Linked DNA regions of Homo sapiens: region 1 is linked to region 2. A link is an interaction called in ENCODE POLR2A ChIA-PET data of the cell type or tissue named here. Cell type or tissue: HepG2. All regions are shown on one strand. Links, peaks and the distances in the headings refer to the core of each region. The heading gives the core; the rest is flanking DNA.

Region 1 (11,964 bases), core at 2,420-10,419, 98 kb before region 2:
AGGCAGAGGTGAGTGACCCCGGCTCCTGGCATGTGCATGCCCAGAATGTAGCACACTGTCCATCCACGCAGACCACCTCAGAATGGGGACATCCCTCTCCCTCCCCAGACATGAGCTGCTGGGCCCTGGCTCAGTCTGACCCTGGGATCCTCAGGTGGGAGAACCAGCCTTTGAGCCTGGGGTGTGTGAGGGGACCCTGAGGAGCCGCTGCTCATTCGGGCATTGCAGGTGGGATCCGGGGCCTGTGATCTGACCCCAACCCCCCTCCCTTGCAGAGAGCTGCAGGTGGGCATCCCGGTGGCTGATGAGGCAGGTCAGAGGCTTGGCTACTCGGTGACTGCAGCCAAGCAGGGAATCTTCCAGGTGGTGATTTCAAGAATCTGCATGGCGATTCCTGCCATGGGTAAGGCGGGAGTGGCTGGGTGGGGCATAGGAGACTCTGAGAGAAGCAGGTGCAGTTCTCAGGGACTTTGGAGGACTCTGGGGAGAGAGGGAGGAGCTTTGAGGGGGGTCACCCTTCACAGTTCCTGACTTTAACTCCACTACTAATGTTCTCCTTCTTGGCCCTGCTCTCCCCACAGCCATCCCACCACTGATCATGGACACTCTGGAGAAGAAAGACTTCCTGAAGGTAGGCGACTGTACCTCTCTTGTCCTGGAATGGGCGATGGCTGGGAGAAGTGACCAGGCCCCAACTCTCTCTCCAGCCTCGCCTGATTCTCTAAGACTTGCCAGCCCTTCTCCTGACCCCTGCACCGCCTCCTCCACCTTCGTTCATTCAGCAAGAATGAACTGGGCTGGGGTGAAGGAACTCTGCAGGGGCAGGAGGAGAGGACAAAGGAAGGAAACCAACTTCATCAGTGTTACTCCAGTGGCTTCTGACACACAGAAGGGGACTGTCATAGTCATGCTTGATCTCATGCTCATTCTTTTACCCCCTAGTGCCTCCATACTGAGAGGTACACACGGGTGAACACGCACACACAGACATGAACAGGACACGAAAGCAAAGCACAGGAACAAGCTCTGGCTCATTCACAGAATCATTTATTCACAAATGTATTGAGTGCCATGCACCAGGCATGTTTTAGGGCTGAGGAGATGGCACTGAACACAATGGTTATGGCCCCTGTCCTCATGAAGTTTATAGTCTGATGCAGAAACCAATAAACAAGGAGGCACCCAATAAATACATTCTTAGAAAGTGTAATATGTGCTTTGTAGGAAAGCAATGGGGGTAGTGTAATTGAGATTCATGGGGGAGAGCTGTTTAGATAGGATGATCAGAGAAGGGGTCTTTAATGCCGCAAAGGATGAGGAGAGAGCCAAATAACGCAGAGAAGAGTGTTTGGGGTACAGAAAACAGTCAGTGCAAGGGCACTGCAGTAGGAGGGGCTTGCACATTTGAGGAACAGGTTGGTGGTCCCTGTGGCCAGAGCAAATTGAGAAGAGTGCCGAGGAAGAGATGTGCTTGGAAAGGGTCAGATTCATGCCACTGGGATGGGAAGAGGTAAGTGGAGGTTCACAGGAGGTTTCCTGAAGAAATCAGCTCCTGGAGGAAGTGAGGGAAGAAAAAAAAGGGCCAGGGAGTGCCATGGCAACCAATTCTGAGAGGTGAGAGGTCATGGGATGCCGGGGAGGGTGATCAGCAGACAGGCCTGGCTGGAGTGGAAGGGCGTGATCTGGAGGTCCCAGCCCTGTCATTGCCTTGGGAGAAAGAAAACGGCCACAGGTCTAAGGGCTCCAAGGCAAGGCTGATGGGATAGAGCTATGGTGGGTGAAATGGGGTGACAGTGAGGCAGGGGACACAAGCCGTTCCATTGTCTTTCTGTCTCTCCACAGCGCCGCCCCTGGCTGGGGGCACCCCTGCAGGTGGGACTGGTGGGCTTCTGGTAAGTGTGCAAGGAGTTAGCTGGGGTGTGTGGGAGTGCCTTGTCCATGGTGGATGTGGGTGGGTATGGATTGTCTTTAAGATGTTTATAGACATCATCCATTCATACATTCAGTGGGTGTGTGTTTGGAACAACTATAGGGTCTACTTTGTGTGTTACGGGGTGGTCCCTGTCCTTGAAGGTCAAGATCCTAGTGAGGGGGTTCCAGTCTTCATCTATAAGAGGAAACCATGGAAATGTACCTTTTGGTGCCATCCAGGAGATTCATGCCCATTTAATTCCTGATTCTGCCACTTACTGGTTGTGGGGCTCTCTTTCCTCAGAACCTGATGTCCAGGTTGGGTTTACTATTCCTAAAAGGTCCTTTCAGCTTTTATCAATCTCCACCCCTAGGGCCTATCTCCAAGGATGGGGTGGGGTGCAGGGAGGGAACACCCTAAGGCCAAAGCTTTACAAACCTTTCCAACACTTGTCTCCCCCAGCCTGGTATTTGCAACCCCCCTGTGCTGTGCCCTATTCCCCCAGAAGAGGTAAGTGCTGTCCCTGGGCTGGGTGGGGGACTCTGGATTGGACTCTGCATCTCTGGACCAGCTGACCTAGGGTCTTCCAGGGTGTTCAGGAGGAGGCCTGGCAGGCACTCCACTGATTCTGGGAGTGGGGGAATGACAGTGAGCCAGTCCTTCTGGCAGTAGAAGGAGAGGATTTTTCAGCCTGGGAGGAGGTGGGATGGCAATCCCTGGGCCTGAGTGGGGTTGGATTCAGGGGACGTTAACTGGCCTGTGCTGTTCTATTGCAGCTCCATACACATAAGCAACCTGGAACCAGAGCTGAGAGCTCAGATCCATGAGCAAAACCCCAGCGTTGAAGTGGTCTACTACAACAAGGGGCTTTGAGGAGGGTCAGCCTCTGTCCCCTCCCTCACTTCCTTGGGCTGCTGCTTTAGTGGAGTCATGTCACCCCTACCACTTGGCTATCTGCCTAGCACTGGGCAGGGGCCTTGGTGGGCAGATGGCAATTGAGGGTAGCAACCTATTAGGGTGGGGGAGGGACCTCCATAAGGCTTTTCCTCCCTTCTCTGGTTTCAAAGATCAGAGCACATAACCCCTCCTGTGCTTGAGTGTCCATGCATATACATACATGATACACATGTGTATGTGTACATTGGGTCCTGAAAGCTAGAAGCAGGCATGCTAGCCTAGTATGTTCTGACATCTGGCTTCCCTTCTCAGCCTCATGTCCACCTGCCTGCCAGCCAGGCTACAGGTGTGACTTCCTTCTCTAAACTGTTACACCAGCCAAGTTATTTTTGATGGCACCTCATCCCTTCTAGAAATAGGAGGAGCCCCAGGATCTCAGGACAGAGACTTATAGACACTAGTAGGACAAAGCGGGCTGAATCCTTCAGGTTTCTGATACCTAGCTCCCCAAGCTGACTGGGCTGGCAGAGGAGAACATGTTGAGACAAGGGAGGCAGGGGACTTATGCATCCCTCAGTGCCATCCCTTGTATCCTGGAATAGCTCCATTTCCCCTCCTCCTCTCTACCAGACAAAGGAGTGCCTGTGTCCTGTACTGCCCTCGCTGTCTCCCCCACCACCCTACTTGACAGCGTGGGCATCTTCAGGCACAGCCTTGGGAGTTCCTGGTGTGCTCTGACATCATGACCTCAAATCTAAATCCTCCAATCCCAACTCCCTTTCCCAAACAAAAAGCCACAGAGGCAGAGCAAGCATTCCCCTTTAAGAGCTTCCACTGCACCCCCTCCCAAGGGACACAGCGGTAGGAATGGTGCTTAAACTCCACAGGTATCAGAGAGGGTGTAACTAGGACATCCTCAAGGGCAGCTAGGCCCCGAATGTACAATGTTAAGACAGGGAATTTTGTGTTCCATTGACTTTTTTTTTTTTTTTTAATGGAGTTTCACTATTTTGCCCAGGCTGGAGTGCGATGGTGCGATCTTGGCTCACTGCAACCTCTGCCTCCTGGGTTCAAGTGATTCTCTTGCCTCAGTCTCCCGAGTAGTGGAAATTACAGGTGTGTGCTACCACATCTTGCTAGTTTTGTATTTTTAGCAGAGATGGGGGTTTCACCATGTTGGCCAGGCTAGTCTCGAACTCCTGACCTCAGGTGATCCACCTGCCTTGGCCTCCCAAAGCACTGGGATTACAAGCATGAGCCACTGTGCCCAGCCTGTTCCACTGACATTTCTTAGACATTCAGCAAAACCCCCACCTTAACCTCTTTTCTTTCTTGAGGGTTGGTCCTGTCCCCACCTCCACCCTCCCACCCCCTGGAAGAGGAAGGGCCCGGGCATCAGTGGCTAGTCCAAATAAAATATGGGCTTGGGGATGGAATGGGTGGTGGTAAGTTCACAGAGTGTAGTTAGATCCCAACTCCCATGACCTCTGGCTTCAGTGGTGGGTGGGGCAGGGCAGATGAAAGGGCTTCAGTGGGAACCTCTGAGAGCATTTTCCTGTTCCCCCTATCAACCGCCCCCAGTGATAACATCTGTGAAGCCAGCCATTACTCAATAAACTGCAAACTTGTCTACTTCTTGGTCTTCACTTGATTCCACGTCCTGAGGGCCCAGAAAGAGTCCCCTGCTTGCAGCCTTCCGTCTCTCCCTGGACTCTCCCCAAGTCCAGGTCTTGTCTCATTCCTCCCCCTGTGTAGGGAGCCTCATGCCCCAGCAGAGGGAGCTCTGAGATTAGAAAATCAGTCCTCCCTCTGGCACCCCCAAGTATGTACTAAGACAGAGGGCGAATGTAGATGCTTTCACCTTTTTTTTTTTCCTTTTCTTTTCTTTCTTTCTGTTTTTTTTTTTTTTTTTTTTTTTTGCGACAGGGTTTCACTCTATCACCCAGGCTGGAGTGCAGTGGCACCATCATGGATCACAGCTCACTGCAGCCTCAACCTCACCAGTTCAATTGATCCGCCTGCCTCAGCCTACCAAGTAGCTGAGACTACAGGCACGTGCCACCACACCCAGCTAATCTTCTGTATTTTTTTATAGAGATGGTTTTTGCCAAGTTGCCCAGGCTGGTCTCCAATTCCTGGGCTCAAGCCATCCACCTGCCTTGGCCTCCCAAAGTGCTGGGATTACAGGCGTGAGCCACCGTGCCCGGCCTAGATAACCAGTTTTAATTTCATCCTGTCCTGTCAATCACCAAGCCCACTGGAATCCTTAGTCAACTCTTAAAGCTCTTTCTGCAGTTACACTTTTGGCCTTTGGCAATCCCCTTGAAAAGAGGCCTTGTATTGCCAAAAACTGCAATCACTTTTGCACCAACCTAATACTTTTACTGGAAAATCTATGTAACATAACCCCATGTGGGGAGTGAGGTACAGAAATCTCTGCAAAACAAAACCCTTAAGAACATTTTATAACAGAATTATCTGTGCTCCACAGGTATCACTAAACCATGTCAGAGAAAAGATTGGCCAGGGCACTAGTGGGCTTCTCTGTCATCTTTCCTTCCTAATTCCACACCAGTTTCTCAAACACGTCAAAAGAGTTAGCTATAGGGCACATCACAGGCTCTCTAGGGACAAACCTTAGCCAATCATACCTTCCAAACTGCCTCCTTATACTTGGAAATTTCCTCAGAAGTCAGCATTTGGGCTGACGCAGCACGTTTTTCACTAGAAAGTGCTCTGCCCCATTCTTGGGTGGGCCTCCTGTCTTCCTCCCAGACCTCAGACTTTAGGAACTTTCTCTGGAAGCCTGAATTGGTGTCTTTGACCTTCCCTCCCATCTTCTTCCCCTTGCCTGGCCTCATTTGCTCCAGAGCCCCCATCCTGCCTATTATGAAGACCCGAAAGACCACAACCTTCCCTCTCTCCCTGCCCATGTTTTAAGTTTAGCCTGGCCATAGGGAGGTGGTCAAGTAGGGATATTCTGCTCCTTTCCAGGATCACCGGAACCAATGACACCTGCTTCCTAAGGACAGGTAATCAGGACCAGCTTCAACTCTGGCACTGTGGGGCTATGCCAGACTCTGGCCTAGTCCTGCTGGGTCTGATGCCCTACAGGTCAGAGCCAAGCCCCATTTCCTCCCAGTGAAGCCTGTCCATTTCAAGCCCCGCCCCCGGGCCCTCGCGGTCAAAAGTAAGCCACCACCTTCTGGGAACAGTCAGAAGCAGAGTCCCGCCCCTGCTGTGGTCCCTGTCAGTCAAAGCTAGGCTCGGCTCCGCCTCCTTCCCGTTTCCCGAGCAACGGCTTTAGTACCTCAGGCCCCGATTCTCGCTCACCTTCCGGGTCGGAGCCTGGAAGCTACGTCTCAGATCCGCCTTCCCGCTGACCTCGATCCTGCGCCGTTAAATCCACCAAGTCCCCCTCCCTCCTTTCCAATATCGAAACCCACGAATTCCCTAGCGCCAGCCCTTTGACTTCCTGCCCAAAAATCCGCGAGGTTTTCGAGGAATCACGCGAGGACTCTCCTCCTGGATCCCAAGCCCAGGTTTTTTTTTCAGCTGCCTCTGAGGCTGTTGGCTCTTTCTTCGGCGCCGTCCTCCTCCTTTCCCTCTCTCCACCCTTGCGCCTAACAGTCCAGGAAACGTTTGCTGAACTCTTAATTGTGGCTCTGTGGCCGGCGCTGGGTAGAAATGGGCGGTTGGGTGAACAGAGAAGCTACCCTCTCACCTGCAGGGACACCGCGCGTGCCCGAAAGGCATGAAGGACAACCTTTTGCTAGGAATTGTGGAGGAATCTTGATTCAGCTGTATTATCCCCAAAAGGGGAGTTTCCTAAGATGCTCCCTTCTCTCTTCTTTTATTATACACATCTTTTCCCTCATTGGGTCTCTCCTAGGCTCCAGTGTCAGCTCAGGCTGCCAGACAAAGGCAGCCTCCGCTCCAGGCCACAGCCTCCCATAGCTTCCTCCTTCCTGTCTTCTCAGACCAGCAATGTTTGCAACTAAATAACGACCTGGAGAAGGCAGGAGGAACCTTGCATAGCTTGGACTACACACACAATCCCACATCCAACACATCCAGTAGGAAAATAACCCCATGCCTTTAATAAAGAAACGAGAAGCTCCTTCAGGCTGAAGTGCTTGCTTATGGGGCAAGAGTTTGCTATGTTAACCTATAAATTAACCAGCTATGTTATTTTCCTTCCGACCTCTCCTCCTCTATCACCAGCAAGTCCTCATCAATTGACAATTTTTATTTCCCAAAAGGAACACTTTGGTTTGGGTTTTGAGATTATTTTGTTGAAACCAACAGAAAATAATTGTGGCTAGCTTCAGTAAATAGGGGGAGATATTGGAAGGATTCTGCTATAGTTTTCATACCCAGAGATGGAGGTGAACAATAGGACTGGAAAGGACAAAGCCAACTTTGGGGGTGTCAGCAGCTGGAGTTTATGGGCATGGCAATCCCCTTGAAAAGAGGCCTTGTATTGCCAAAAACTGCAATCACTTTTGCACCAACCTAACACTTTTACTGGAAAATCTATGTAACATAACCCCATCTGGGAAGTGAGGTACAGAAATCTCTGCGAAACAAAACCCTTAAGAACATTGTATAACAGAATTATCCCTGCTTACTCCAAGTTTCAAAAACTGGAGCAGCTTAGATCAGTTGTGTACCCCTAGGAGGTGGCCAGGGGTCAGGGTCAACAGGCAAGGACATTGGACATTCAGGTTTACCTCTGACGTTGAGGCTGTAACCAAAGAAGGGCAATTGCTGTGAACTGGGAATCACCCTGATTGGTATTTACTACAACATGTACTACTGGCCCTATACAGATGTTTCTTTCCAGTTTAAATGAAAGCCCCACTGAGGGCAGGCACCATATCTTCACTTTAAAATTGTAGTAAAAAACACATAACATGAAATGTACCATCTTAGCCATTTTTAAGTGTACAATAATGTTAACTATATTCACATTGTTGGCTGGGCATGGTGGCTCACACCTGTCATCCTAGCATTTTGGGAGGCCAAGGCAGGAGGAGCCCTTAAGCCCAGGAGTTTGAGACCAGCCTGGGCAATATAGGGAGACACTGTCTCAAAAAAAAATTTACATATATATATATATATATATATATATATATATATATATATATATACACACACACATATATATATTTTCACATTGTTGTGAAACAGGCTCCAGAACTTTCTCTTGCAATTCTGAAACTATATACCCATTAAACACCAATTCATATATTTACTTTTAAATGCCCACAGCATCTACAATAGTGCCTGATCCACAGTAGGTACTCAATACTTATTTGCTCAATAAATAAATGAGGAATCCAAATGTGCCCTAATTCCCACCCATATATTGATCTCAGGTAAGGTCACAAACACAGTGGTTCTCAATCTGTTTTATACCTCAACAAACGTAAAAATGTGACACCTTCAAAACAAATGATGGCTCACAGCTTTAGTGATTTTCAGCCTGGAGGATGGGGAAGGATGTCCTCCCAGGGAGTCATATCAGAATCTTGGGGGTAGCATGCCTTGAAAAATCCCCTGAGGAAGTGACGCTTGCCCCCTAGTTATTATAGTCAGCAAGATGAAGGAAGAACTCAGCTCCTCCCTCCCTCTTCTCTTGTCTCTTCAGGAGTTTCCAATGCAGAGAATGGGGTGTTGGAGAGAGTGTCTCATGTGTAATCAGAGCCACTCTCTCCAAGTCTGTTGTTTATCTGTTTCCCTGCACAAGCCAATGCCTAGTTCCTTTGGCAGTTCCCTGTGGGGCTGACCTACCCTTCACATCTGCAGCTTCTTGGGGCTGGCACCAAGCTGCTATCGCTTAAGGCAGGCTGGAAGGGAGACAACTTCACCGTACTGTTGTCCAGTTCCTAGAGAGTGGTCCCACAGCTGTGTTGCTTGGCCTTAGTGATATAGGATTTCATTTTCATGACCTTCTTTCCAAGGCACCAAGGCACAGTGGGGTGGGATGGTGATGCTGGTCAGTGACGGTATCAGGTAAAACATCACCCTGCACTCTACCTGGCAGCATTACTTTCTAAATTCTCAAGTCTTCTGAGTCTGGTTCATCCTGCTGGATTTGTTCATCACTGCTAATGATCTTTTCTTTCTCTCTCTCTCTTTTTTTTTTTTTTTTTTTTGAGATGGAGTCTCACTCTTGTTGCCCAGGCTGGAGTGCAATGGCGCGATCTTGGCTCACCACAACCTCTGCCTCCCAGGTTCAAGCGATTCTCCTGCCTCCGCTTCCCGAGTAGCTGGGATTACAGGCACATGCCACCACGTCCGGCTAATTTTTATTTTTAGTAGAGAAGGGGTTTCTCTGTGTTGGTCAGGCTGGTCTCAAACTCCCAACCTCAGGTGATCCGCCTGCCTTGGCCTCCCAAAGTGCTGGGATTACAGGCGTGAGCCACCATGCCCGGCTGTTAGCTATTTCTTTTGACTTAAGGTGCTGTGAAAAAAATTACTGAAAAACTAAGGGTTCTATGGATGTAGAAAGTTTGAGAACTTCTGTCCTAAATAAATGAAGGAAGAAATGAAGGAATACAGGCCAAGCATTGTGGCTCACACTTGTAATCCCAACACTTTCAGAGGCCAAGGTGGGAGGATGGTTTGAACCCAGGAGTTCAAGACCAGCCTGGGGGACATATCAAGACCCCATCTCTAAAAAAAAAAAAATTTTTTTTAACTAGCTGGGTGTGCTGGCATGTGCCTGTAATCGTAGTTACTCAGGAGGCCAAGGCAGGAGAATCACTTGAACCCAGGAGTTCGAGGTTACAGTGAGCTATGATTATGTCATTGCACTCCAGCCTGGACAAGAGAGTGGAGCCTGTCAAAAGAAAGAAAAAGGAAAGAAATAGAGAAAGAAAAAGAAAGAGAAAGAAAGGAGAGAAAGGGAGAGAAAGAGAAAGAAAAGAAAACAAAGGAATATCACTGGGCTGCATTTGGGTGTCAGACCTGCCCTCTGTAAACCCACCAGGTACTGTGCCTTTGCAGGAAATTTTCCCTTGTTGGTGGGAAGTTCTAACCTTATTTCAGCAGTTCAAGGTTGTTTACAATGTGATCAGAGGGTGTTAGGGAACCCATCGGGACTGGGCATGGTGGTCCAGGCAGGGAAGGCAGAGCTTCACTGGCCAGGCCAGGCCAAGCCATCTCAGAAGGTCAGAGACAGAGGAGGGAATGGAGGCTGAGGACCGAGGGGCCCCTCTTTGTGTCTATGCTCTGTATCTCCCGCCGAGCGGCACCAGGTAGGCGGAGTCTCTTTCCCCAACTCGATCCCCGAGGACCTGCTCCAAGCTGTGACTACTGGAAGCTACTGTGGGTCTGCTGGAAGGGAAGGATGTGCTATCTCTCTCCGCCACTGGAGACCTCGGGGCCTTCAAGCGCCTCATCCAGGAGAAGGAGGGGAGTGGGCACCGCTGGGGCTCCACGCAGGTCCACACCCCTCCCTCTTTCCTGCCGGCATCCTCAGGTGACTGGCAGGCGCCGTCCCGGCTCAAAGACCGCAGAGCCCGCGGGTCCCCAGCTCATACATTAAATATGTGGAGGCGTTGGGACTGCGTGCCACAAACATGAAGACAAATTTTTAATCCCGAGCAAGAACATGCTGGGAGATGGGGGGCGCAGGAGAAAAATGAATTAGGTTTTTATTATGTGTTTTATTATGCTGTAATTGAACAGGATTAGGTGAGAATACAATATATTTCTGATGCAGCTGGAGGCGGGAGAGGGCGGGAGAGAAGCTGACAGCAAACGGGAGACAGCCAAACCCGCAGAGAAGCCCGGTCTCCGGGAGGCAGCGGGTCCCAGCGGAGGGCCATGGAGTGGCGCCAGCGCGGCTGGGTGGGACCACCTCTTCTTTCCCAGCAGTCTGGGCCAGGATGGGGGCGAGGGTGGTGGTGACTGCATTGAAAGGACGGGGTTAGGGACAGGTCCCACTAGCTTATGCTGGAGGAGGGGACGGGCTTGGGAGTTGGAGGGCTGGGGAGCTTGAAAACCCGCCTCAGAGGGGAAACTGAGTCACAGAGAAGGAACGGGAGCGGCAGTAAAAAGACAGGACGCTCTTGATCACTGGGGTCCGGAGGTCCCGAAATTCTCACTTGACCCTAACATCTCTCCCCTGCACACGTGAGGCACAGGCCTTGCAGGTCAGCAAACATTTCGGAGCACCCAATTTGTGTCTGGTCCTCGCTTATTGCAGGACGACCCGGGTTATCGGACACCCCCCCTTCCCACCCCAATCCCACCCAACTCCTGTCACCTTAGAAAAGATCCATATCTAGGCAGGCCTAACTCAGCATCCTACCCCAGCACTGCGCCTTCAGAAGGCCCCCTCAGGTAAAGGGCGCCCAGGTGAGCTCCCCCACTCCACACACCCAAAGCTGGACTGTCGGGGCGGACGAACCTACCTCTCACCCCTGGAACCGCCTCCCTCCCCCGGCTTCCCTCTCCGTCCGCCCCAGCCCGGGCAGCTTCATTAAGGGCCTCCGCCAGCTCTGCAGCTCACCTGCTGCAGCGCCCCTCGCGCTCCGCAAGGTACCGGCTCCTGGCGGTGATGAAGAGGCCCATTAACCACTTCTACCTTTAGGGCGGACTGGGCCGCACTCCCCGCCTCCCAACCAGGACATTAGAAACCGTCAACCAAGATTAATAGTTGCCCGGCTCCGGGGCAGGGAGATGAGCCCAGATACTGCGGCGGCGGCGCTCGCTTCGCGCGAGCCAACCCGGCACGGGCTGGGCGCACCACCTGCCGCTGCTGTCGCTCCACTCCGCCTTCCTTTCTTCTCCTCCTACCACTCGCCCGCGCACCTGAGGCTCTCAGGTGAGTCCAGCAATGGGATTGCGAGCGTCAGTGTTCTCTGCTGCGTCGCCGACCTGGGCGCGCTCGAAGGCAAGTCTTGGCACTTCGGGGAAGAAGGGCTCGCCCTCTCCAGGAGACTCCTCCAGCTTTCCTGCTGCCTCGATTTAAGGACTTCCAACCTTAAATGATGGCCGACCATCGCTTTTTTGGACAGGCTTCCTTGGCCCCCGCCCTCCCTCAATTCAGTTCTCTTATTCTCTCTCCGTGCGCCCCGTCATACTTTTCAGCATACCTACCGTATTTGTGCTTTTGCCTTTATTTGTGCGGCAATTATTGG
Region 2 (11,964 bases), core at 2,714-10,713:
GCGCCGGCTGCGGCGGGGTTTCGCGGGTCCCACTGGAAGGGGAATCAATTAGGAGCAGATGGGTGTGTGTGAGAAAGAGAATTTTCCTTCTCCCATAGCCACAACTCTAGTTACTACGCAATGGGCTTTTTGTTTTGTTTTGTTTTTTCACATTTACGCTCACGGACGTGAAGCGTCCCCAACACTCTCGAGCAGCCTCCCTCTCCGCGCGCACTGACGCTTTCTCCGGCTGCACCCTCTGGCACGCTGCACCCTCTGGCACGCTGCACCCTCCCGCACATCTGGCCCTTGCCCGCCGGAGTTTCTCCCCTAGCTCAGGCCCCATGGGGTAGCGCGGGAGAGTCTGGGCGAAGTCGGCGGCGCCGAGACGGGCGGGCCTTGGGGCAGGAGGAAGGAATTGGAGTTTCCTCTTTTTCTGAACGAAGGCGAGGAATCTGCCTGGGATTCCGCCTACGGGGCCACAAAGGAAGCCATGGCCCCACGATTCTACCACAACATTTCTGACGCTGGGAAAGGAGTGGGGGATGCGGCCTCAGACCTTGGAACGCTAAAGAGGGAGCCAGGGCTAGCTCGGGGGTTGGGGGGACTCCGGTTTCCAAGGCCTACTGAGGGCTGCTGGCCTAGGGGAGGAGAGGCAGCCTGGCAGGCCTCCCAGAGAGAGGGGCACAGAGAAAGAAAGAGGCAGGCAAAGAGAGAAACTGAAACACAACCAGTTTCAGAGGTGGAGAGGGATAGGGACCCCGCTCAAGGAAAAAAAAGGAGAAAAACAGGCAGCCTGCAGAAGTCTTATTTATGTATAATAAAGAAAAAGCAATGGATGACTGAAACCACCATTTTCTTTTCAAACAAATTCCTTTAATTCAGAGAGAACCAAGTGGGTGGGGAGGAGAGAAAACGAGAGATAAGACACAAAGCCTAAAAGAGAAATATTCAGGCCGTTTGAAATGCAGGGGATAAGGGAAAGACGAAAGACGGAAAGATACACAGAGTCAAGAAAAGGCGGCCCAGAGCAGGTCAGCAGCCGCTGCTGGAAGAGGCCCTTGCAGGCTTCGCATGGCTTCATCGATCGCCTACAAATTGCTTCTGAAGGCCCCAGGGACTCCCATTAGGTCTGTCCACCTTAGAGACAGACGTTTGATCTCAGTTGACAGGGTGGAGGGGCGGCAGTAAATGGAATAAGTGAGTCATCGCCTCCCTGAACTGCCTCAGAGGAAGCCAGTGGGTCCAGCAGGAGCCCCGGTAGGGCACAGGGCTCCACACAGAAGGCCCAAGTCCTAGAAGACATTCGCAGAGAGAGGGAGGAAAGAGACGTCCCGCAGAGCAGATCGTACCCGCTGGTCCTTGCCTCTCTGCCCTGGACTTGTGGGTAGGGTGAGGGCCCTCTGGCTTGGAATGGCACCTGGTCTCCCTCAGGGCCGGGGAGGGGGAGGCGAGATGCCATCCTACCCCGGCTGCCCCTTGTGAGGCCTCCGGGGTGTGGGCGCTGCGCGTGGATGCGAGTCCCAGCTGTTTGGGCCTCGCAGACTTTCCCATCGCTCCTCCTCTGGGATACCTTGGCTCCATCCGCTTTGGGGTTTCCAGTCTTTGTTGGAGTCAGGACTCTCAAAAGAAGGGAACGCGTTATAGGGGCCCAAACTGGATTTGGGGACTGCAAAGGCGAGCAGCGCTCGTTCAGTTTATCTCCTGGGAACGCACCAGGAGTTGGGCACACGCGGGAGCTGGGTCGGTGCTCCTGGCAGGTAACGGCTTGTTCCCGGTGCAGACGGCAGACTGCGGAGGAACGGGAGGCCGAGAGGCAGCAAGCGAACCGCATCCTCCTGCAGTTGCAGCAGGAGGCCTTCCAGAAGAGCCTGGCACAGCCGCTGCCCGCTGACCCTCTGTGCGTGCACAACTCGTCGCTCTTCGCCCTGCAGAATCTGCAGCCGTGGTCTGACGACTCGACCAAAATCACTAGCGTCACGTCGGTGGCGTCGGCCTGCGAGTGAGCCTGCCCATTCTGCCCTGTGGGACCCCAGGCCCACTCAGGGGTCACTGAGGCCTGAGACCCAGGACTCCTCCCCACCCTCCTGGCCTCAGACTGCACCCAGGAGGGGAACACTGCCCTCGCACGGCCCCGAAGGGCCCCCACATTTGTGCCGACACTGTTCTCCCTTCGGTGGAAGAGCTCAAGGGACAAGGACACGCGCCCCCCTCCCAGAGGCGTCCCGCACCTGTCTGAACTGTTAAGAAATCTGTTTTTGTTTATTTCATTTTATTTTAATTTTTAACGTGGGATTCAGAGAAAGGCAAGGGAGGTAAGGGAGGAGGAGCTTCTGGGGTCCCCAGGGCTGTCATCTGAATTTGCCCTGGGAAACCCCTTCTCTGTGACCCACTTCTCATCACACACATGGAAACCCATAGGCCCACACACAGGTGGTGTCACTGTCCCTCCTGGTGTCACCCCAGAGCCACACATGGGCATCTATGGGAGAGTGTCAACCAGACAGAGGGTCACAGTGTTTACACTTTGGACCTTACGATCAGGCACAGGTCAGGGGTGACACAGACTCATCCTGAACAGCATGGCACTCCCTCCAGCACAAACACAAGGTCATGGCCACACTGTGACACACTACACCACACACAACAGCCAACAGCTACAACAGCCTCACTTGGTCTGCCAGGCCCCCACCACACATCCCAGCCCAATCCAGGTACGCACAGACAGGTTTTCACATAAATGCAGCCCATTTCTCCAGAACCCATTTGAGGGGTGGGGGGGTGTTAATTTATGCACTTATAAGGTGTTTTCTGTGTAACCATTTTATAAAGTGCTTGTGTAATTTATGTGAAAAAAATAAATAAAAGCCTCCGGATCCGGAGTCAGGGCTGCCTGCTCCTTGCGGACCCTAGCGTCCTTCAGCTACTTGGGTTTGGTGTGTGAGCTGATGCTTCAGGGGCAGCCCTTGGTACCTGAACTTGAGAGACATGTTGCGGGGCAGGACCCTAAGGCTCTGGAGAGAGGAAAGGAAGAGGACAGATGGAGAGAAGGCAGAGTTGAGGAGAGCAGGGAGAGCCAGGCTCTCCTGGGATTACCAGTGCCTGAGAGGATGTGGATTTCTTTGGATGTGAGAGTCGTGTGTGTGTGTGTGTGTGTGTGTGTGTGTGTGGTGTGTTTGTGATAATGTGAGCAATCAGCAATGCGAGCAAATAGTGAATATTTATAATGGTATTTAAGTGTATAATTGTGTTTGCAATTCTTGCGTGTAAATGCTTGTTTCTGCTTAAGTTGCAAATCGAAACTATCATTGTATGCACGGGCTTGTAGTGGTGTGTGTGTAACCGTATGTGAATGTGACTGTTTCTTTTTGGGTAATTGTGTAATCAACCATTGTTTGTGATTATGTATGAATCGTGTTGATGTTTGGGAGAATATGTATTAGTTTCTCTTTGTAAATCTATTTTTCTGTGAAATGTGTGACTGCTTCTGAAGTGGATCATCTTGAATTTTATGGGTGTAATTGTGTGTGAGATGTAATTATGTGTGAGCTGTGCATTTTCCCTGTATTTACTTGTGTGTGACAGAATGTAATTGGGGGAGTAAAGGTAGTGGGGAGTGTGGATCACTGTGGGAGACCATCACTGCAAGTGGGTGGGTATGGTTCTGTATGAGTGTGTGTAATTGTGTGCTGATGGTGTATGTGTTGGTGGGAGTCTGTTGTGCGATACGCAGATACATTGTGGCGGGACCAACATCTGCTGAAGTTCTGGGGCTCTAGACGCTTACCCAGCAAGCTGCAGAGACTGGGGCACATTGAATCAGAAATTAAGGCCAGAATCCTCTCTGGTGCTGTAAGTGGGACCTACCAGTTCCCAGCACTAGCCTGGCCTAGGAGAGATCTAAAGAATTGACTTTCTGGGAACCTCCAGGAGCCCTCCAGACCACCCTTGCCAGACCTGCAGCCACAGTACACATGCACACAGGCATAACAGCCAGTCCCCAGCCTATTCGAATTATCCTAGACAAGACTGACTTGGGTCTGCTTTTCTGGAAGAAGCTGTGTGGTGGAGGGTCTACAGAACTCATCACCCTAGGGGTGAGTTGAAATGGAGGGGTAAGAGGCTTTTTCTCTGGGATGGGAGAGTGAGAGAACTTTTCAGCTGAAAGTGGAAGTTCGTGGTGTGGGGGTCACTGGAAGCTCTGCAGAAGTGTTTGCGGGATACTGAGGGTGGGGAGCCACCCTAACTGTCAGAACCACTGTCCCCCAACCCTGCCCCTGCCCGGCAGCCATGAGGGCTGTGACACAGGTCGTGAGCACAGCAACTTCCCACCCCAGCAAGCCCATGGGGAAGTTCGGCTGAGTGGAGGGTGGGCTTGGTCATCCACCCCCTCATCTGGGGTCCCCTGGGATATCCGCATAAGAGGGGGCTTCTGTCACTCACTTTGTGTAGACATGAAGAAAAGAGAAAAAGAGGGGAGGGTTCAGGGTCCGAAGACAGCAGCCAGCCTTTCCGCCCCATCCCCGCAGGCCCGCGGAGTGCTCAGGTTGGGCCCTGACGAGCTGTGTGGAGCGTAGTGAGCAGGTTCTGGCGGCAGCGCCGGGTCTGCTGCAGGTCTCCCGCATTCACCGGCTGTGGCACCCAGCGCCAGGCCGCGCAAAATCCAGAAATAGCCTCCAGCACCTCAGAAGTCGTCTCCCTCTACCTGGGCAGGTCTGCTGTCCCCTCTGCTCCCGCAGGACTGGAGCCACCGAGCTCGCGCCTTCTTCTCGGGGTGCGATTTCTCTCCTCTTTTGGACTCAAGATCAATGCTTCCCGGCCGGCGCAGATCACACAGCAGGACCCCAGGGGAGACTGTGGCCTTCTTCCCGCCTCCCAATTCCCCAAGACCGCCTCTAGAGGCTGCTGTGTCCGGAGAACTCCGAGCATTTTCTGGACACAGATTGCCTAACAGAGGAACAGGGGTTAGGTGGGGAGCGGCTGGCCGGCCCAAACACAGCAGCCCCAAGCTGGCTCCCAAGCCTGGGCTCTCCACCCCCGCTCCCATCCTCTCTTGAGCACAGTTAGGCCCAACACCCCTGTCCCCCAAAACACCTCCTACCCTCCCTCCCCCCCAGCCCCCATCTTCAGGAACATCACAGGGCTCACACTCACTAACCGCGGAGAGCACATGCAGGCCGGAGCCCTCAGCCCGGCAGCTCTCGGACCCTGCCCAGCTCGACGCGGACTCATGCAGAAGAGGACATTCCGCAGGTAGGTACAATCCCAGCGCTGGGGCCTGGGGCGTCCGGGGGGCGGCCTTTGAGCTTCCCGGATACCGCTCGCCTGCTCCCGGAGCTGTTCGGCCGCCGGCTGCCCGGGTCGTGCACTTTCAGTAGGGCCCCGCTGACTCTCCTGCCCTTGGGCTAGGCCTCCCGGGGATGCCAGACTCCTGGGGACGCTGGGACCCGCGGCGCGGCGGGACACGCAGGACTCCCGCCTCTCCGCCCGGAATTCGTTGAGACGGAATCTCAGCGGATCCCGCGTCCGCCGAGCGCCGCGGCCAGGGAGAAAGGCCGGTGTGGCGGCTGGACCCGCAAACTCCGTCCCAAGTGGGGCGGAGGCTGGAGGGGAGGGGGGCTGCGAGGGTCACAGTCAAGGCCAACTACTCACAACAGAAAGCTCGAAACTCTCCCTCTACCTCCCCTGCCGGAAATGACCCGTCTCTGTTCAAAAATAGAAAAAGAACGATCGGAATAATTGTTCGCAGAGGTGCCGGGAGAGAAGGGGAATTAACAAACCTGCCTGCGCGGAGAGGTCTGCTTCCTTCTTTGGCTTCAGAACCGACGGCAATCACCAAATTCCTGCGGCCAGCGAGCCCTGCCCCTCAGATCTGGCCCTCTGGTTGAGTGGGTGGCGGCCTGAGGGGCCCCAGGAACCCAGGCAGGGATGGGGTCCTAGAGGCCCTGTGCAGTGCGGTGGGTGGCACACAGAGAATCTGGCTCAACCTGTTAACTATAATAGCGGCTTTGTGTGGCCGCATCTGTGCTTGGGGGCTGTGTGGCACCTCCTGAGCACTGACTGCCCTGTCGTGGCTCCACTACCAGGCAGTTGTGGGGTTTGCCCTGGGCACAGGACTCAGATGGGTGCCCTGCTTGTGGGGCGAGTGACTCGCAGGTGGGCAAGGTAGGCTTCAGGTGCTTGAGACAACTAAGTAAGGACCTCTAGCCAGCTGAAGCAGCTGGGACTCAGCAGCCAGGCTGCAGGGCAACCGGGAGGCTGCGGCCTTGGGGCTGCCCTGAGGGCCCTTCAGCTCAGGTGCCAGAGGAGACCTCCTCCCTCATGCTTTACTCCTTCTGCTGCCCTCATGCCCACTTTCACACTTATGTGTCACTCCCACACAGCCCCCCAGTCCTGCTCCCTACCAGGGCCCCCAGACCCTCCAGATCAGCTCAGAGTTTGAAGTTCCACAGCCAGGCTGTTGCCAAGCAACTGGCAGGAGCTGCCACCACGTTCCCTGCGTGGCTCAAAAGGGCCCATCCAATGCCTTCTGCCCCCATTCAGCTCTGGCCTGGTTGGCCCAGGGAGGCCCCTCCCACCCCGGAACCCTCACCTGGATGTCTTATCCTGGAGAATCTGATAGGAACAGGCTGAGCAGAGGCTGGAGTCAGGTCAGGTTTTCCAAGGAGCTCAGAGCAGACTCCAAAGACTGTGCATGATAGGGGTGAGGGGTGGCAGGTTGGGGTGTGAGGAAGGGCTGGGTGAGTTCCAGGGAGTGATGGGGTACCTACATTTTGTTGAGGGGTGGGTACAATTCACATGCCCCCACTCACAGCCTGCATTGCTGGGTACAACCTCACATACCTCCTTCAACTATGCAACAATCAGGGTGTGCAGTGTTACACGAGGGGAGCTACAGGTGTGCTGTGCCAGGCACACACAGAGCCTGCACTGCTGGTGCAAGCTCACACCTGACCAGGCCACCTCCTGTAAGTGGTTACCCCTGGACACCCCTCCTCTCCTTCCCTCCTCCCCCAGCCCCTACAGAGGAGGATCTAACTCCATTCCCAGCTGGCCTGGGGGTGGGGGTTGTCTTAGGAGCTGGCTTCAGGTTCCAGCCCTGCAGCTCGGGTGGTAAGGGAACCCCATGTGCCTAAGGCTGAGCTTGGGGATAGCAGCGGCCACCTTAGATACTGGCTGAGGACCCTAGCAAGGCCCAGAAGGTCCAGCGGCCGCCACTGCCTGCCCAAAGCCTGGGGAAATCTGGCCTCCTTGTGTGCGAGAAGATTGTGAGGGGTGCGGGGGGCCCCCTGCCACTGTGTGCCTCCTTGGGGAAAGGCTTTGGTGGGAGCTGCTCCTGCCCCTCCTGTTTTATGCCCTACGGACCCAGAACCCACATTTCTTTGGTTGCTGCGAGAAGAGCCAAAAGACCCAAAAGCTGGAGGCCGCGGCCGTGATTCAGCAGCCACCCAGAAGTGGGAGCTGGACCTGGGACTTGGTCACAGAAACCCAGAACGAGTGAGTTCTGGGCGCCCTCTAGGGGCCGCGCGTAGCAAGGCACTTCGAGCCGAGGCTCTGGGAGCTTGTATTCTCCGTGGCACCCTCGGAAATGCAGGGGTGGCTGTTACTGACTAGGTTGGAAAATACGAATGATAATCACACTAGCGAGCAATGTTATGGAGCATATGCTGGTGCCAGGCACTGCACTATGCTTTAAGAGTACTAATTCATGCCTAGCAACTACCTTATGAGGTAGTGGTATTTTTATCCCTGCTTTATACATAACGAAAATTGAAGTTTAAAGAGACTAAGCAGGGGCCAGGCGCGGTGGCTCACGCCTGTAATCTCAGCAGTTTGGGAGGCAGAGGCGGGCGGATCACTTGAGGTCAGGAGTTCGTGATCAGCCTGGCCAACATGGTGAAACCCCGTTTCTACTAAAAATACAAAAATTAGCCGGAAGTGGCGGCGGGCGCCTGTAATCCCAGGTACTCCAGAGGCTGAGGCAGGAGAATCGCCTGAACCAGGGAGGCGGAGGTTGAGCAGCTTGCCTGAGAGCCCGCGGCTGGTAAACAGTGAGGCCAGCATTCCAACCATGAGGTCTAACTCTAGAGCCACGGTCTTTGAGAGGGATGGCCGAGTCCTGGAGTATCATGGAATTAGTGAGAATTGGAGATGAGACCCTACCAGACTCCTGTCAGATTTGGCTTTATGGAGGGAGCTCTTAGTCTAGAGGGGGGCTGGGTGTTTGTCCTCTAGAGCTCTGGGAAAATCGCCTTCAGTCCCATCCAGTCTACTGGAACCTTCCTCCCCGTGAGGCGCCTGGCTTCCAGGCCCCACTCTGCCAGGCCTCTGTGGCCGCCCCCTCTTCCCCCGCACTGACTGCAAGCGCACACTCTACGTCTTCCCAGCAGGGCTTGAAGCCTTGTGGGATTGGAAGGGGGTTCCGTGCACTTTCACCTCTTCCCCTCCCTTCTCTGGGTCAAGAAAATGGAAGGACTCAAACTGACAGAAAGTTAAAAATAGAAGCCAATGAATCACACTTTATTAGTCAAAGGAACAGAGAACCAGAAAGGAAAATCCTTCCTCTCCTTGTCCATCTGCTCTGTGGATTGGAGGATCGGGGAGTGAGCTGAGGTGGGTAGGAGGGTGAGACTTGAAGGTCAGGGAGTTACCAGAGGTTTTCTTGGTGACCTCTTAGTAAGATTCAATCAAACTATAAAAAGAAAGAGTATGGCAGGCCAGGCGTGGTGGCTCACACTTAGAGTCCCAGCACTTTGGGAGGCCAAGGTGGGAGGATCGCTTGAGCCCAGGAGTTCGAGAACAGCCTGGGCAACATGATGAGACCCCCCCAGCTATATATTTAGGCCGGGCATGGTGGCACACGGCTGTAGTCCTAGCTACTCCGAAGGCTGAGGTGGGAGGATTGCCTGAGCCTGGGAGGTCAAGGCTGCAATGAACTGTGATAATGACAGTACACTCCAGCCTGGGTGACAGAGTGAGACCTTGTCAGAAAGAAAGAAGAACGAAAGAAAAGAAAGAAAGAAGAAAGAAAGAAAGAAAGAAAGAAAGAAAGAAAGAAAGAAAGAAAGAAAAAAGAAAGAAAGAAAGAACCGAGCGGGTGAGCTTGGCCTTGCCTCCTTCCCTCACCTTCTACACGATACGGGAGGTGGGGGTAGGGGAACATCCCTGGAAGGCTCTTTTGTATACTATATAAGGTGTATTCATTTATATACAAATAGCCCCTGCCAGTGTCTTAAACTTTTGTGTGTGCAAAAATCATCCAAGGATCTTGTTAAAATGTGGATTCTCATTCATTAGATCTTGATGGGGCCTGATGAGATGAATCTTGATGAGATTGCACATTTAGAATAATCTTTTGGTAATGTTGACACTGCTTCAGGCATCAAGGTCTTAAACTACTTCCCCACATCTAAGATCTAATCCTAGGGTTTTAAAGTTGCCTGCCAAACATGACTTGTAATCTTGTTTTATTTGCTTAAGAGCATTTTTCCATTTTATTTAAAGAAATGAAAAATAGGGACACAAATAATATCCCCTTCTGATAGGCTGTTTTGGCTTTTCTTTTTCCCAGAGCATTGATAAGACATTTTAGAATGCACTGTCCACATGCCACAGGCCTCACCAATCCCAGTGTTTTATGTCCTGCTATTTTCCGTGTTCCTGGCACTGCTCCTCTGATGCCAGATCCCCTCTCCTTCTGCACCTGCCCTCTTCCAAAAACCCTCTTTCAGCCCCAAGCAGCTGTTGAAGTGTCTTTGAAGATCAGCCTAAATGTTAAGCCTGGCTTCTCTGCTGTCCAGCCTTGAGTAAGTTCATTAAGTTTTAGGATCTTGCAATTTCCTTGCCCATATTACAGGACCAACCTGTAATTAACCTGGATTAAGGGGATTAAGGAGATAACTCAGGTAAAAGCACTTGGCTCTTCACAGATGCTCCAGGAATGGCATAGAGCAGCCCAAGGTGTTGTGGCCTGGGTTTTCCACACTCAGGACTTCCTGGGGCCCTCAGGGTGAGTCCTACAAATCTCAGGGGCTCTACCCTCCACACCTCATTCCCAGACCCTCAATTTCTGGAGGGAAGTTGAGGGGCAGCTTTCCCTTACCTTTGGCCTAGGGAATCTCAGGATCACATGCAATCACCTTGTTCCCAGGTGGCCACACCTGATTGCACAGACTGGGGAGGCCTGTCCAACAGGTTCATAGGAAAATGCATAGGGGTTTCATGGTCCCTCACCATTCACTTGCTGTCAGAGAAAATCGGCCCCCGCACATTGGCACACCTGTTCGCAAGCCCAGCCATGAAAGCTCACAGACACACAGTTGTATTCTTGTACCCATTTTGGGAATCAGAGGCTTCACATCTGCAGGCTTTGACTTCTCTCCCTTTCCCATCTCAGGCCAGAAATTGGGTGCAGCGCAGCGGTGGTATGGTTATTGTGATTATTGCCCTGGGGCGAATTCTGCAGAGGAGTGGGCAAAAGAATATGGAGGAACCAATTTATTAACCCCATAGAAGCCCCAAGGTTTCCAGTGCCTGTGGGACTCCATTCAGCCTGGACTCTGCAAGACTGGCTTCTCTCCCTCCATGTAAAGTCGAGCAGGGGGATGGGATTGTCTGGGTGGGAGATGGGCTGAAGAAACAGATCTTTGGAAGGCCTGGAGTCTTTGCTTGCACTAAATGAGCAGAACCTTCAGTTCCAGGGAGGTGCCCCTAGCCATCCCTGAGCCTTCCGCCCTGGGGTGGGTTGTACTGTCCCCTCCACACAGCAGCCTGATGTCCTGGCTTGTCTTGGGGTGTCACCTCCAGAAGAAGCCAAGCACAAACGTTCACAGAGATCCACTGAGCTCCTGAGCTGCCAAGGGACACCTGCATGGAGGTGCCAGGCCATGCGCTGGAGACAGCCCGTAAGTGAGAAAAACTCGCTTCCCTCCAGCCTCACTGTGCCCAGGCCGCTCTGTGCCCTGCGGCAAGCTGGTGGGGGGCGGGGGGAGGGCTTGTTAGTAAATGACCCAGAAGCGCCCCACCCCACACCCCACCACAAGGACTTGTCCGGGCCGGGCCGGGCTAGATGCCGAGATGTAATTCACCAGATTTGTGAAAAGACGAGAAATCTGCTCTCATTTTGAAGCGCAGCCCCGCCGGCATCCAGGAGGCCGAATATAAACCTCTTCCGGAGGGCAGGGACATCTTGCACCGTCGCCCTCCAAATCTGGCCCTCTAGGGTGTGGAAGGGCGCGGCAGGGGTGCAGGGAAAAACACACAGCCCGTAGCCATCTGTTTGGCTCTGACGAGTCCCCAGACTCGAGCCTCCAGTCAGCTCGGACTCCAGACCAGGGCTCCGCGAGGGGTGGTGCGACTCTAACCCCACGGTCGCCACAGCAGCTGGAGAATTCGGCCAAACCTGACTCTTTCTCCAGGGGCGAGGGCTCCGCCAGACCGCGTGGACAAGGAACCGGCCCCGCCGCGCTTTCCTGGACTGCGGAGGCGGCCTGAGTGGTGGTGTCCCCGTCCCTGGCAGAGAGGGGCTGTCTCTTGATTCCTGAGCTTCAGGGCCACATGTCTCAGGCGGGTTGAGCCTCGATGATGTCTGCCGTGGGGTTCGCTTGTGGACGATCCCTTCCTGGGACCCCAGACCCGGGCCACGGCCTCCAGGACGCCTGGGTCTTGCACCCCTTGCTTTTCCCGACGGGCTCCCGGAGTCTCATTTCTAGAATGAGGTGGGAGACCTCGTGACTACGCGGAGGCCGCCCCAGGGCTCCGAGGGCACCGCACAGGGCACCAGGCCCTTCCCAGCTCAACCCGGGCCCGTCGCGGTAGTGAATTGGCGCCTGACGATTGCGCGGCAGAGGCTGGCGAGCAGCGCTGGGCTGAAGCCGACCCGGCACCGCGCGGCGCCCGGATCCGGAGCTGCCAGCAGCAGAAGGGCAGGCGCTAGGAAAAGCGTGAAAAGGGCTGGGTCCTTTGGGTCAGGATTTGCCCTGCGAC

The links. ChIA-PET counts read pairs that join two places held together with the same protein. Peaks named below come from ENCODE experiments on the same cell type or tissue, not always from the same donor. Only the 100,000 strongest peaks of a DNase experiment are listed, where the experiment ranks them.
Region 1: POLR2A ChIA-PET joins it to region 2 with 15 read pairs; 16 of 35 experiments call an interaction of 5 or more read pairs at or near these places.

What each region holds. Positions count from the first base shown.
Region 1 is chr10:101,036,801-101,048,764 of GRCh38, forward strand. It overlaps SFXN3 (sideroflexin 3), which reads left to right. Exons shown (of 12, transcript NM_030971.6): 7 at 1-8; 8 at 276-403; 9 at 582-631; 10 at 1,843-1,892; 11 at 2,375-2,422; 12 at 2,689-4,441. The coding sequence ends at 2,785. Among named protein-coding and RNA genes, the nearest start is that of SFXN3, 12 kb to the left of the region's middle. In HepG2, for the core only: a CTCF peak has its summit at 4,590 (motif pointing right); DNase peaks (open chromatin) are centred at 4,581, 6,231 and 7,541; H3K4me3 peaks cover 2,542 bases.
Region 2 is chr10:101,134,929-101,146,892 of GRCh38, forward strand. It overlaps TLX1 (T cell leukemia homeobox 1), which reads left to right. Exons shown (of 3, transcript NM_005521.4): 3 at 1,763-2,861. The coding sequence ends at 1,985. It also overlaps a transcript of TLX1NB not described here. Among named protein-coding and RNA genes, the nearest start is that of TLX1, 9.6 kb to the left of the region's middle. RefSeq lists an enhancer at 7,554-8,358. In HepG2, for the core only: CTCF peaks have their summits at 4,872 and 7,487 (motif pointing left); a DNase peak (open chromatin) is centred at 7,483; H3K4me3 peaks cover 412 bases; H3K27me3 peaks cover 5,136 bases.